Regions from separate parts of the Homo sapiens genome. Here regions 2 and 3 are each linked to region 1. A link is a contact called in ENCODE Hi-C or POLR2A ChIA-PET data. All regions are on one chromosome and are shown on one strand. Each heading gives the region's core, a stretch centred on a gene start or an enhancer-like site at or near the end of the contact. The rest is flanking DNA. Distances are from core to core; before and after follow the strand shown. Region 1 holds the start of LINC01182 (long intergenic non-protein coding RNA 1182). Region 2 overlaps LOC124900670 (a long non-coding RNA gene). Region 3 has its middle 180 kb from the start of LINC01085.

The links. Hi-C counts contacts between places; a loop is a spot of excess contacts on that map. ChIA-PET counts read pairs that join two places held with the same protein, here RNA polymerase II (POLR2A). Pooled maps may share reads with other maps.
Region 2: a loop to region 1 is called in a map of PC-3, with 6 times the contacts of the local background. The contact joins the enhancer-like site here to the promoter of LINC01182 in region 1. A Hi-C loop is called at or near these places in 4 of 168 maps with a recorded cell type or tissue (IMR-90, PC-3, endothelial cell of hepatic sinusoid and 1 more), 14 of 37 single-sample maps with no recorded cell type and 10 of 50 pooled maps. POLR2A ChIA-PET finds 5 or more read pairs at or near these places in 2 of 52 experiments (PC-9 and activated CD4-positive, alpha-beta T cell).
Region 3: a loop to region 1 is called in a map of mammary epithelial cell, with 4 times the contacts of the local background. The contact joins the enhancer-like site here to the promoter of LINC01182 in region 1. A Hi-C loop is called at or near these places in 2 of 168 maps with a recorded cell type or tissue (PC-3 and mammary epithelial cell) and 2 of 50 pooled maps.

What each region holds. Positions count from the first base shown.
Region 1 is chr4:13,653,737-13,656,436 of GRCh38, reverse strand. LINC01182 (long intergenic non-protein coding RNA 1182) reads right to left here and starts at 1,258. Exons shown (of 4, transcript NR_121681.1): 1 at 1,086-1,258. RefSeq lists an enhancer at 1,684-1,733.
Region 2 is chr4:14,179,910-14,182,714 of GRCh38, reverse strand. The region is part of intron 1 of LOC124900670 (a long non-coding RNA gene); the gene reads right to left. Among named protein-coding and RNA genes, the nearest start is that of LINC01085, 69 kb to the right of the region's middle. Within about 2 kb of position 1,439, at least 5 of the 41 ENCODE cell types and tissues checked have a DNase peak (open chromatin) inside an H3K27ac peak, as active enhancers do; they include PC-3, PC-9 and endothelial cell of umbilical vein, where a contact is called at or near this core.
Region 3 is chr4:14,288,560-14,291,285 of GRCh38, reverse strand. No RefSeq gene overlaps it. Among named protein-coding and RNA genes, the nearest start is that of LINC01085, 180 kb to the right of the region's middle. Within about 2 kb of position 1,450, at least 2 of the 41 ENCODE cell types and tissues checked have a DNase peak (open chromatin) inside an H3K27ac peak, as active enhancers do; they include PC-3 and mammary epithelial cell, where a contact is called at or near this core.

The sequences.
Region 1 (2,700 bases), core at 9-2,508:
TTTCTTGAACAGGAAATATATTAGCGTAACTTTTAAATTAAAATGATATAAAAGTTATAATTGAAAAGTCTTGTTTCTGACTGCCTTACGTATACCTAGCTACTTTTATTAGCTTTTCATATAAATATAAGTAAATGTGACTAATGTAGTCTTCTTTTTTTCCTTCTTACACAATAATTAGCTGTTTGACACTCTTCCGGATATTGTTTTTGTCACTTAACAACATAACTTGGTGATCCTCCCAGAGCCGAAAAGCTCTCCCAGATATGTTTCAGGGCAGCGTAACCTTCCTTGTTCTTCCTTCACTGAGCATGTTATATGTGGAAAGAACACATCCCCACTTGGGGAAACCAGATAAATTGTTTAAATTATTGCAAATGTGAATGATTTTAATGTAGAAATAACCTTTTTCATTCCACATTAATCACAAATACTGTTCACAACCCTTCGTAATAAACTTGTCTCCTGCTTATTTTTTTTTTTCTGGTATTCCTTGTGATTAGAATCTCTCGCCTTGGTATCCGCTGTGTTCAAGAGCAGAACAGAGCTTTGAACTTTACAGGCTAGTGCTCAGAATTAAAAGTGCTTAATGCCACCAAGATTTCTATTAAAAAACCCAGGGTAAAGGAAAAAGCCTTTTGCTTCAGCTGAAATGTTCTTGTAAAGGGCAAAATGGAAAATACAAACACCACTGCCGTTTGCTGGTTGGATACCACAGCCATCGGCACCTCCTGGAAATGGCAAGCCCATGAGTTCCTGATGGAAGCCAAGGTTAGTCTTATTGCATTTGAGAGAGTTAGAAAAGTGTCTTTCAGTGTGGACAGAGAGCCAGCAAGATTGTGAAGGTCAAAGAAAAATCCAATTATCCATAGCAAACACTGACCATACAATTAAATTACACCAGTCAGGAAAGCATCTGATCTTCTGCAACGGACTTCTTCCAGCAAATTTACCCTTGAATCAGTCTGGGCCATTCATTGGCAGCCAGCTGATCAGTTTCCTTCTGCTGCCCTGCATCCTGCAACATGTCTGTAGCAGATGTATCACTGCCCACCTACATCCCCTTGGCCCACCCCAGAGGTCACCTGCAGCTGCAGTGGTCAACTCCCAAGCACGCAGACATCTCAGCATCAAGAACCTGCTTCTCTCTGCCCAAGGGCTTTTTCTGGCCATAGAAGTATCCCCTGCACAGTCCAGATATGCAGGCTGGACAGAAGTTCCAGGGAGCTACCATTCCCAAGAGCAAGCCTCAAGCAATGCCTGGGAGATAAACACCCAGCTCCCTTGCTTGCCCCTTGCCTTGCTGGGGCAATGCCAAAGTGTGTGGTGCCCATACTCTCAGAGGGACACCAGTGCGACTGAGCCCCAGGTGGGACCTACTCATTAACATGCTGTTTATTGGCTTTTCTCTCTTCCCTACTGTCTCATCATTTTTCTGGGATTGACTCCTGTGAGAGCCTTGATCCAGTCAAGAGACAGAAACTACACAGTAAGTTCAACAGGACAAGTGTAACACAGAGTCATTAACTACAATGAAGAGTATAGATATAAGGAAACTCTACAAAGCAACCTAGAGCTACGAGGGAGAACTTAGGAAAAGACGAACTTGAGAAGGATTCAGACCTCTTGGGAAACGGTGAGGTTCAGCCCACGAGACAGCAGAGAAGTTAGCTGCTTTGGCTAGGCTGGAGCCGGCCTGGAATTGCTGGGAACCTCCAGGTGCAGCCAGCCTCCGTTGTGCACGCAGGGGGCGCCAATCAGCAACTGATGGTGAGGGATGGAGCCCGGGAGCTGGCGGGGGCTGCAGGAGGCTGCAGAAGGAGCGGAGCGGCTACTCAACGCCTGACCCTGCCAGCTAAGTGCAGCTGCACACAGGCCGAGCAGAAGCTTGCAAAGGGAGGCTGAGTCCCGGACCCAAGTGTAGCAAGCAGGGAAAGGGAGGGTAGGGCACCGGTAAGGGCAGGAGCCCTTCGGAGGCTCACTCTGTGCTGGGGAGCTCTGCTTTCCATGTCAAGAAGCCTGCACAAAAATTATCACCAAGCCGGGGCTGCAAAGTCACAGAAGGACCAGTTCCACCCGCTGTCCTCGTCCACCCACACTACTGAGCCGCGGTCCCCGCACAACCGGCGGAAACCCTCCTCCAGCTGCGGTGTCCTCCGGCGCCCTCTACTGAGGAAGCCTAGCATCGCGCGCACTTAAAGGAGACGGGCTCAAAGGCACGCCTTCGTTAGTCCCAGAGCATAAATTAATAAAGGGTCCATTCAGAGCTGAGAGGCACAAAAAAAAATTTTTTAAAAAGATAAATACACCTCCAAAGTCCCACTTGCACTCAAACCCTTGTCTCAGGATCTGCTTTTGAAAGAACCCAAATCACGACAATGTCAGACAGAGATGTGATTTTTGTTGACAAAAAGAGTCAGACTCTAAAATATTTAAAGAGATTTATTCTGAGCCAAATATGAGTCACTAATGGCCCATGACATAACCTTCAGGAGATCCTGAGAACATGACCCCAAGGTGATTGGGGCGTCACCTAGATGTATACATTTTAGGGAGACGTGAGACTTCAATTAAATACATTTAAGACATACATTGTTTCAGTCCAGAAAAGGGAAAGTGGGGAGGTCTGCTTCCAGTTGTAGGTAGATTTAAAATTTGTCTGATTTGTCAATTGGTTGAAAGAGTTACTATCTCTAGAAA
Region 2 (2,805 bases), core at 190-2,689, 530 kb before region 1:
TCTGGTGCCTAAGACATTGCCTAGAAAATGGCAGGCACTCAACAAACATTTGTCAAGTGGACTATGTACAGCACCCACACCAGCTTTATCCTCCCTTTGTTGTCACTAGCTCTCTCACTGGAACATCTGGTCAACGCTGCTCACCTGTTCACATTTGCTCTGTTTCTGCATCAATCTTAAACAGATAAAGAAAAGTTTCTAAATCTCAGCCAAATCAGCTGATAAGGGCTGGATATTTCTTCGCACAAAAATGAAGATTTCCCTGTCACAGAAAAGGACTCTAGAAACCGTAAAACCCCAGAACTGTAGTGTTTCAAATTCATTTCCCTGTGGGACACTCAAAACAAGACTCATGCTTCCTCTCTGGTTTTCCTTTCCAAAGAGGCACACCGCGTGCTGTGAAGTGCTCTTCTACATGACAAACACAAAAATAATTGACATCAACTGGGCCTGAGTTTGCATTCTGGCTCTTCACTTGGGGCTTACGAATGTGAGCAAAGAAATCAAATTTTTAGAATGTTTTTCCCATCTGTACATTTTCTGATTGTGTCTAGTCTATACGGCTGCTGTGAGAATTTTTTTTTTTTTTTCTTGAGACATAGTGGAGTCTCACTCTGTCTCCAGGCTGGAGTGCAGTGGTGCGATCTCAGCTCACCACAACCTCCGCCGACCAGATTCAAGCGATTCTCCTGCCTCAGTCTCTGAGTAGCTGGGACTACAGGCATGTGCCACCACGCCCAGCTAATTTTTGTATTTTTAGTAGAGACAGGGTTTCACCATGTTGGCCAGGATGGTCTCGATCTCTTAACCTTTTGATCCGCCTGCCTCGGACTCCCAAAGTGCTGAGATTACAGGCATGAGCCACCATGCCCAGCCTGCTGTGAAGATTTAACGTGCAGATTAATGCAAAGTACATAGCACAGTGCCTGGCACATGAGATGTGAGGATAAAGAATGATCTACTAGCTATTATTATTGCCTAATAACAACCTTTAGTTTCTGTCTACACAATATTTTTTGCTTCTCAAACAAAACAAAACAAAAATTTCTAGTGCTAACATTATTCTAAATGCTCCCTGAGTTGTATACACTTTTTGGATTCTGCATTAGAATGGCTCCCCTTGCCGGGTCTCTTTTGCTAGTTGAGTTGGTTCTCTCACTTCATGCCCCTCTTTTGGTTTCTGACTCATACAGAGTCAGCAAAACACTCAAATCCTATGATTCTCACGTCCCCATACCTTGCACTGTCTGCCAGTCTTGGAAGCTGCGTTCTCCATATTTACATAGTGATTTGTCACTCTCTCTATTAAAAAGTTCCCTTTTATCTGAATTAACAGCGTAATTGTCCCAGCTCACCACTTCCAAAGTAACTCCAATAAATAGAAACCACAACATTTGGAAATCACCTCCAGCCCCCACTGTGCAAGCCTTACCCGGAAATCTCCGGCAGCTGCATGTTTTCCTAATGACCTTCAGTTGCTCAGAGAATGTATAATTCATTCCCTACCTATCTTCACTAATCCCACTTTCCTAAAATAAATATTAACTCAACTTATCTGCTAAAACAAGCCCAAATCAAGTCTCTTATCAAATGAACTCAGAGGCAGAACAGAAAGGTGAGAGTCTGGTCAATAGGAAATTGCCTTCATTGGAAAGGCAGGGCTAAAACTCCCTTTGGCCTTCAGTTTTATTCAATCTAGTTCAGCAAACCTTTATTGAATACTCTATATGCAGGCACCAACAGTTCCATAGAGGACAGAAAATTGGATTCAAAGTTAGGAGGCCTGATATCAAAAGAATTGGATTCAAACTCTATCTTTACTCTTGACCAATTGTGAACATCAGGAAAGTCACTCTGAGGCTCAGTTGAGCTGTGATAATAACATCATTACTATTACCAGAATCCCTCAACACCCTCACTGCCTCCCTAATAGACATAGCTTTTAGTAAACACTCTCTGAATTTGCCAATGATAAGAGAGTGAGTGTCTTGTGGAATATGAAAAAAATTGACATCTTCATGCATGGATGGATCATGAGAGTGGATGTTGAAATGATTCTACCTCAATTCAAAGGAGAAAGTTGTTTGTTTTATTTCATGAAAATGTATAAGTGTCATTGACCATTGGAATATCTTTCATAATCCAATTTTATTTTAGCCCACTTCAGTCCTAGTACTCTAACAACCCACTTGCTTGCTGCTAGCACATAAAACTGGAAGATCATGCCAAGAAATGTGACCTGAACCTCAAATTCAGAGGCTTATGCTCCCACGGAACCAATCTGGTGATGTTGCCTTTTTGTTTGAGCTTCCTTCTGCCTTAGGCCAACTGGATCATCCTGGCACCAGGGATGCTATGTTGAGCCATAAATACCTGACCCATTTTCTAGCAGCAACAGGCAAGGGGAGAACCAAGATGACATAGATGACACATGGGGAATGGTTCCAGTTTTGTCCTGCTAAACCACAACTACAAAGGTAATTTTAAAATGTTCTATGAGAAAAGGGCATGCGGGATTCCCTGTGTTGAGCTTCATCCCAGTGAATTACACTGTCTGAACAGATAATAAATATTTTCAGATAAACAAAAGGAGTGGGAATAGCAAGCAGAATACTAGGAAAGCTTTAAGACAACTGCTGATTGACCTGTACCTTCAACCTGGCTACTCAATATTGTTCCCAATGTGTGGATTCCCCTTGTATCACCCTACCTAATAAAATTCTCTCCTGTTTCCTCCACAGGGAGGTGATGAACAACTTAGCAAATGTTTGTGAAAGGGCAAGGTAGATTGTCAAATCCTGAAAA
Region 3 (2,726 bases), core at 201-2,700, 630 kb before region 1:
GGATCCTTACAGACTTAAAAAAAAACAGCATAAGTGAAGGTATTAATGCATACTGACAAATTGGTTTGTAACAGATTATTTTACATTCTCACAAGTCATGGATAGGACTATTTCAATACACATCTTCAGTGTGTCTGTTGATTTTCTTCAAAATGCCACTTTGACAATAAATATTACATTTTTATTGTTATTTAATTCACAATTATTTGATTGCCAGTGAGGCTGAAGTATTTTTATATGTCTATGAATCATTTGTATTTGTGTCTCTCCAGTCTTTGTCCATATACATTGTCCACTTATTAACCTGTGTATTAGTAGTTTTAATAATGTTTTAAATATATGATTATGAAGGTACTATGTGTTTGTTAATAATTTTATAAAACAAATAAATAAATGGGCAATAAAATTGTCTCTAAACTCACCACATGAAGAAGACAACTGTTAAAATGCCAGCTCCATATTTTTTCAGTTTTATACCACAAACAAATGGACACATTAACTCACAGACAATTATTGGCAAAACCAGAATACCCTCTATAAAAGTTAATCTTATATTTTCACTTAATCTCAGGGTTTCAGCATTTCTCCCATTATTAAATATTTTGTTAAAGCACAGTATTAAATATTGAATAATATATATGTCTTCATGAGTGTGCCATTACATAGTTAATTAAATCACCTTATCGTATGTTTGCATTTTCCACCCTCTCACTGTCATGAATATCCTGGTGCCCAGAAGTTTAAGTGCAAAGAAATGTAAGACAAAATTTCTCCTCTCCCAAAGTCAACACAGCTATTTATATAGCATTCGAAGATGAAAATCATATTTAGAGACAATAACGGAAGATAAGTTACAAAGCAAAGTTTGAAGTAGACTATACTTGGATCATTCAAACAACAGAAGGAGACTTCTTGATTCTGCATGTGTTCTCCCTAGGATTATTGTTTTTCTCACTTTTTCCACTAAAGAACATTTCTCCTCATCTCAAAACTAATTGGTCTTCCTGCCTCAGGATTCTCTCCTCTACAAAATGTCCCCCTTCATCATGAGACATCTGATCTTAAAAATATTTTGCTTTTGTAAGATGCATTTGTATAAAATGCATTCACTCTTAAACAATCTCCCTTTTAAAAAATACCTCCTATACCTTATCATTTATTGGTATTGGATAAACCAATACCAGGCTAGGCTTTCTTCCTTCTCATGGAATGTATTACCACCTAACATAACATGATATGAATGCTGTTTTTGCTACTATATTATGTTTATTTTCTACCAGATTCCCAGCTACCACAGGTTAGAGAAGTAGTTTATTTGATGAATCATTAAATTTCCAAAACCCGAAACTATCCCTAACACAGAACAAATTGCTTAAAAATATATTACTCACCTTTAGTTTCCTTTTTATTTCAATTGTGTCTTTGCCAGGTTTTGGTATCAGGGTGATGCTGGATTCTTAGAATGATTTATAAATGAGTCTCCCCTTCTGAATTTTTTTGAAATAGTTTCAGTAGAATTGGTACTAATTCTTCTTTGAACATGTCTGGTAGAATTCAGCTGTGATCCATCCAGTCCTGGGCTTCTTTTGGTTGGTAAGATTTTTATTACTGATTCAATTTAAGAACTAGATATTGGTCTGTTTTGGGTTTCAGTTTCTTCCTGATTCAATCTTGGGAGGTAGTGTGTTTACAGGAATTTATCCATTTTCCCTATATTTTGTAGTTTGTGTGCATAGAAGTGTTCATAATAGTCTCAGAGAATCTTATGCACTTCTGTGGGATCACTTGTAATGTCATCTTTCTTATTTCTGGTTATGCTTATTTGGATCTTCTCTCTTTTTTTCTTTGTTAATCTTACTAGTGGTCTACCAATGCTGATAATCCTTTCAAAGAAACACTTTTGGTTTTGCTGATTCTTTGTATAGATTTTTGGATCTCAATTTTGTTCAGTTCTGCTCTGATTTTAGTTATTTACTTTCTTCTGCTAACTTTGGGGTTAGTTTGCTCTTATTTTTCCAGTTCTGCTAGGTGTAATGTTAGATTATTGATTTGTGATCATTTTAACTTTTTGTGGTAGCTATTTCACACTTTAAACTTTCCTCTTAACACTGGTTTGGCTGCATCCCAGCGATTTTGGTATGTTGTGTCTCTACATCCTGATGAACATAGACACAAAAATTCTTAATGAAATACCAGCAAACCAAATCCAGCAGTACATCAAAAAGTTAACTCACCATGACCAAATAGGCTTTATTTCTAGGATGTATGGTGGCAGGTGGGGGGGGGGGGGGGGCAGGGAGTTCAACATACACAAATCAAATCAATAAATGTGATTCAACACATAAACTGAATTAAAAACAAAAATCATGTGATCATCTCAATAGATGGAAAACATTATTCAATAAAATCCAAGATCCCTTCGTGATAAAAACCTTCAATAAAATAGGCATCAAAGGCACATAGTTCAAACTAAATAAGAGTCATTTATGACAAACCCACAGCCAATATCATACTGAATGGGAAAAAGCTTGAACCATTCCCTTGGAGAACTGAAACAAGATAAGGATGCCTACTCTCACCACTCCTATACAAAATAGTACTGGAAATCCTAGCCAAAGCAATCAGGCAAGAGAAAAAATAACAAGCATCCAAATAAGAAAAGAAGAATTCAAACTCTCTCTTCAGGGATGATATGCCTAAAAAACCCTGAAGACTACAAAATGATC